Linked DNA regions of Mus musculus: region 1 is linked to region 2. Evidence: chromatin loops called from intact Hi-C (ENCODE). Cell type or tissue: left cerebral cortex. All regions are shown on one strand. Links, peaks and the distances in the headings refer to the core of each region. The heading gives the core; the rest is flanking DNA.

The links. Peaks named below come from ENCODE experiments on the same cell type or tissue, not always from the same donor. Only the 100,000 strongest peaks of a DNase experiment are listed, where the experiment ranks them.
Region 1: it touches region 2 in a loop (5-fold over the local background); 2 of 42 quality-filtered maps call a loop at or near these places.

The regions. Positions count from the first base shown.
Region 1 is chr1:118,809,390-118,812,300 of GRCm38, reverse strand. No RefSeq gene overlaps it. Among named protein-coding and RNA genes, the nearest start is that of Mir6346, 140 kb to the left of the region's middle. In left cerebral cortex, for the core only: no CTCF peak of the experiment used is centred there; a DNase peak (open chromatin) is centred at 1,754.
Region 2 is chr1:119,014,224-119,017,134 of GRCm38, reverse strand. The region is part of intron 1 of Gli2 (GLI-Kruppel family member GLI2); the gene reads left to right. Among named protein-coding and RNA genes, the nearest start is that of Gli2, 38 kb to the left of the region's middle. In left cerebral cortex, for the core only: no CTCF peak of the experiment used is centred there; a DNase peak (open chromatin) is centred at 1,771.

The DNA.
Region 1 (2,911 bases), core at 199-2,698, 200 kb after region 2:
TATGCCTGCCTCGTGGACAACATGTAGACATTGGACAGGCTTGTGGAACTTTTGCCCCTGAGTTCACTGAGAATTGATTGATAGTCTACATTGACCACATCTTTAAAAAGAAGCAAGGTTCTGGGTAGACCAGTTGGCAAAAATCTTATGGCCAGAGGCTCTTAGGAACTTTATTAGTTATTTTTTGTTCATGCTGCTGTGATAAAATACCCTGACAGGGATAACTTAAAAAAAGAAGAATGGCTTGTTTTGGCTCAAAGTCTAAGGGTACACAGTCGGTCACGGTGGGAAGGCATGGCAGCATCAGTGTGAGGAGCTGGTTACATGACAGTCAGCAAGCAGGAAGAGATGAATGCTGGTGTTCAGCAACCTTTCTCCTTTTTATTCAGTCTAGGACCCCGGACCAATGGATGCTGCCACTGACAGCTAATGTGAATCATCCCACTGCATTCACTTAATCTAAGTTATTCCTCACAGACATGCCCAGAGGGTTGTCTCTTAGAATTCAGGATCTGATCAAGTGGATCCTGGTAACCATCACAGAGCTATGATAAAATATCATGCCCAAGGCAATATATAAAAGAAAGCATCTAATTTGAGGCTTATGATTTCAGAGTGTTAGAGTCTATAATGGTAGAGCAAGATAGTTCACATCTTGATTGGGAATCATGATGCAGATTGAGAGAGAGAGAGAGAGAGAGAGAGAGAGAGAGAGAGAGAGAGAGAGACTGGGAATCGTGTGCATCTTTTGAAACCTCTAAGGTTCCCCCTAGTGACAAACCTCTTCCAACAAGGCCATATGTCCTCATCCTTCCCAAAGAGTTTCACCAACTGTGGACTAAATATTCAAACATATGAGTCTTGGGGTGGCATTCTCATTCAAACTGCCATATAAAGATGAGTGTCGGTGCCTAGCTTATATTCTTCTTTTTATTTTGAGACCTCAGCCCATAGAATGTGCTGTCCACACTTTTTATTTAAATGTTCTTCCATATAACATACTTTGATCATATTCTTTCCCCTCTCCCAATTTCTCCCAAATCACCCAACTTCATTCTTTCTTTCTCTCTCTCTCTCTCTCTCTCTCTCTCTCTCTCTCTCTCTCTCTCTCTCTCCCTCTCTCTCTCTTTCTCTCAAAACAAAACATGAAGCTATCTGACTGGCAGGTTTCTCAGTTATCATACCTCAAATTAAACATGCATACAAGGAGTTCATAGTTTTCTCCCAACTTATCTCTCTCTGAGTTTTCTTCACTGATGGAAACAGTTCAGTTTACCTAGAGCCCAGTGCTCAAAAGACTGGGAACATTCTCTGGCTTCCATGTGCTGTCATTATGGTTTGATTTGGTCATTTGCATGCCTTTGCTTCTGGTAGAATTCACTGATGACCAGCCATATAGATCTGAAGTCTTACATCTGCCATTTGAGGGAGTCTACACCTGTACAACCAATACCGCAAGTAAGATGCAGATTTTCCATCACTGGAAGTGCTCTCATCTTTCTGGTGTGTCATTCAGTTTTTCAAGGGTCAAATGAGTCCTGCATCCATGGAACCAATTGCTCTCCATCCTGAGTGTCACTGTCTCACCTACTTCTGCCCTGGATGTGCCAATCGTGTGTCAGACAGGAAAAACGCACACTGCTGCCAGCACAGGAGGCCCGTTCTCATCTAGAATTTCACTCTCCCACCTCTTCCTCCTTGTCCTCCTTTTCTCTTCCAACTTTATTTAGAAAACCAGACTCTGGTGCCTCCCCACGCCCCCAAGCCAGAGCCATAATTTAAATAGCTTAGAGACAGAGTGGGAGGGGACAGAACAGAAGGAAGGAAGAATGGAGAAGAGCCCAACACAGACTCTCCAGTGCTCACTTCTTGTCCAACCTTTTCTTGGCTGCCAGCTTCTCATCTTGCTTGCCTGCACACTTCTTGGGATCTTCAGCATTTCCTGGGTCACCCAGGATCATGGGGTCAATGATACCACTGTAGAGTCCTCCTGTGCAGTGCTATCTGACCCTCATGTATCTGAGGGCCTGGCGTGTACCTTCGTAGTTCTCCAAAAGCAGGCAGCCTGCCTCCTGGTTGAGTGCAGACACTGCATTAGATGCCTTGCCAGGCTTGGTCAGCAGCACATGTTTGATGCCCAGCTCAGTTGTCCAGTCCTGCGTGAACATGTTGGCACCGATCTCACCACAGGTATGCATGCACATATATGCACAGAGCCTTGTGTCTTGTCATTCCTCAGGTGCTGCCCACCTTACTTTTGAGAGGAGAGATATCTCACTGGTATATAGAACTCAGATTTGGCTATGCTGGCTGGCCAGAAAGCACTAGGGATCTTCCTGTCTCCACCTGCCCAGTGTTGGAATTATAAGCATGCGCCACCATACATGAATTTTTGTTACATGGGTACCTGAGGATTGAACTGAGGTTCTCATGCTTCATGCCAACCACTTTACCTACTGAACCATCTCCTCAGCTGCTCTGCAGTGTTTTTCCCATAGATCACATTGAGAAAGTTGCATCTCTTAGTCACCTCTTGAATTAGGGTCCTAATTCAAAGGAAGGGCCAGTGTAATGGATAAGTGCCCTCCATGACTGGCTGATACAGGCTGAAGGACACAGTAGCTGATCCTGTTCATCAGCACACAGGTGTCTGTGAGGGGGTCTTATTGTCTCCTCCCCACTGCCTGAAGCTCAGACTCCACAGACATGGGACCTAGAAACACCTGGTCCCCAACACATACCAGCCGCCACCCTTGCATCCAGCACTAGCCTGTGCAAAGATAGATTTATTCTACCTTCGAGTCCCTCTTGCTGAGAGCTTCCAGAAGCCCCACAGCTGGAGGGCTATTCATGTTAACCTCCTAGTTAGAAATTAAGCTCTGATCTGGAAATTAAGGATTGTAATTTAGCA
Region 2 (2,911 bases), core at 247-2,746:
CTGTATTATTTTTGTTGCTGTGACAAAATGCTTGGCAGAAACAGCTTCCGGGAGGAGTTTATTTTGGCTCACAGTTGGAGAGTGTAGCTTGTTGTGCAGGAGAAGGCATGGCAGAGGCGGTGTGAAGCAGCTGCCCCCACTGTGTCTGCACTCAAATCTGAGAGAGAGAGAGAGAGAGAGAGAGAGAGAGAGAGAGAGAGAGAGAGAGAGAGAGAGAGAGAGAGGCTGGTGCTCAGCTCTCTCTATTTCCCAAGTCTGGGACCCAGCTCCATAATGATGCTGTCTATGTGTAGGAGTCTTCCCACCTCACTTAATCCAGTCTAGAGACTCCCTCACAGGCAGGCATAGGCGTTTGTTCTCTAATGAGTGTAGGGAACTCGCAAACTTGCCAGTTTTAACCATCACAGTGACCTTGAGCATGGATTGTGTTTGCTTTGGTGAGTGTGAGTGAATCCATGATGTGAGCAGCCGTGTGAACAGAGATGTACATGTAAGTATGAGCCAGTGCATGCCAGCATGCGTGTATGTGGGTGTGTATGAGGGAACCTTAGTGAGTCTGACTGAAACAGGCCAAGGGGTTGCATGAGAGATGGATGGATGGGAGCTGTAGCCGGCATCCATGTTGCCTGGGCCGGGCATGGATGTAGGGAATGGCATGAAGACCCACTAGGTGTTCTCACATCTCTGCCTGCATTTCCCTTTCCTATTTGTGTGTTTGTATGTAATGTATATGTATGTATGAATGTTTTGTATGTGATGTGGGTGGAGGCCAAGGTTGATGTTGGAAATCATCCTCTATTGATCTTCTGTTTTACTCAAAATTTTAGGCAAACCCAGAGCTTGCCCATATGGCCAGTCTTGTTAGGCAACTTGTTCTGTAGAATCCCTGATCTTCCGTGCTTTGGGGCTAGAATTCTAGGTAAGCCACGTGCAACCAACATTTATGTAGATTCTGAAGATGTTTACTGAGGTCCCCACTCTTGTGCAGCAAGCACTTTAACCACTAGACCATCTCCCCTACACCTTTCTACTGGCCTTCTCGTACTTTCCTTGAATGAGGCTAAGGTTGGTTTAGGGGCCAGGAGGCCATACAGGTACACCCACGTGTGCCAGATCATCCCGGGGCTCAGTGCAGCTGGGAGCAGAATCAGGTGCTAAGATACAATGGTGGAGTCTTGCCCGACATTTCCTCTAAGATATCCAGTTTGGGGAGACAATGGTTCGTGGCCCATGGGTGTCTAATACCCAAGACCTGACCAGTGAAGCTGTGCATTTGGAGTATAGGCTATGAGAACCCAAGTCAGGGTGGGGTATAGTACAAAGCCCAGGGTGGAGAAGACAGAGAACCTATGGAGTGTGACAGTTGCTGGGGTCTGCATCCCAAGCTGGTAGATGTAGGGCCCAGTTATAGTGGCATTGAACTTAGATGGGCAGACTGGCAGTTGGGAGGGGCAGGGCTTGTTGGTAGTAAGGTAGAAAGTACTAAATGCAAAAGAGCCACTGCCACCCCCTTGGTGGGCCTCCTGTGGCCTTATAACCTCCAGAGCTAATGGCCACAAGAGCCAGGGGTAGCCTGGCCTGGGATAGCTGGGGCTGTGCCTTGCCCTCCTCTGTTTGCTGAGAGGAACAGCTGATTGTTTCTCTGGCAGCCCAGAGCTGGCAGCTAAGACTCCTTATAGATTCTTCCTCACCTGCGACTCAAAACTCCCCTCCTCCCCTCCTAATTCAGTCCCCGAGGCCCATGCCATCACCCACACAGCCAGAGAAGGTAATTAGGGGAGCTGAGAGGGCGACCTGCCAGGTTCCCAGGGCAGGTGACGCAGGGCTGAGCCAAGCTCTGCATTCTGTGACAGACATGTAAACAGCATGCTCTGGCTGGCTCAGGGCTGTCTGTGGGACAGGTGGGTGACGCTTCGGAGTCTGCTGGGAGCTCCTCTGTAGGATGGTGAAGTCACCTCAGGAGCCATCTTCCTTGTTTAGTGGATGGACAGCAGGGTGAGGGGTGTGTCCAGGTAGCCAGGCAGGTGGTTGGCTGGAGAGCCTAGTGCTGCTCACTGTAGGCCCTCGGGGTCTCTTCTGCTTGCATGAGCTGTGACAGGGATGTCACCTGGTTGGCTTGGGAAGATGGAAGTTTTGTGAATGTCAAAGTGATTTAAAAGTTATTTTTAATTACATTGTGTGTGTGTGTGCACACTCGCATGCCACGATACATATGTTGTAGTCAGAAGAGAACCTCCTGGAGTCAGTTCGTTCCTTCCACCAGGTGAATCCTGGAGATTGGACTTAGGCTTTCAGGCCTGAGCCACTTCCCCGGGCATGCTCCTGAGTTTGCCACTGGAAGTGCTGGGTGAAGCCGCAGATATTTCAGGCTGGGTTCAGCCTACAAGTGTTCTTGTCTGGTGGACTCAGGTGGAAATGTGTAAGGGGAGGGGAGAAGGCATGTTAGAGGCTTCAGAAGCCAGGCTGTTGAATCTCCAGTAGCCCAGGCTGGCTTCAAACTTACTTTGTAATTGAGGAGAGTCTTGATCAGTAGATCCTTCTGCCTCTACCTCCCCATGCTAGGATCACAGGCACAAGCCATCCTGTCTGGTTTATGCCGTGCTGGGGATTGGATTCAGGGCTTTGTGCACGCTAGGCCAGTGCTCTGTTAATGGAGCCACACCCCTAGCCCCTGATGCTCCCGAAGACTGTCTGAGCACTGCCAAGGCTGAACAGTGGGACTGTACCACCTGTGGTTTGCTCCTGGCTTCTCTGCTTCAGCCCTAGAAACCACAGGGGTTGAACCAAGAGGAAAAAAGTTCTCTGTGGAGAAAGAACTGGTGTGAATCAGTGTGCAACAGAAGCTGGGAAATGGCAGCCATTGCCAGTGGGGTCTGTGCCTAATGTGTCTTCATTTTCTCTGCCCTACAAG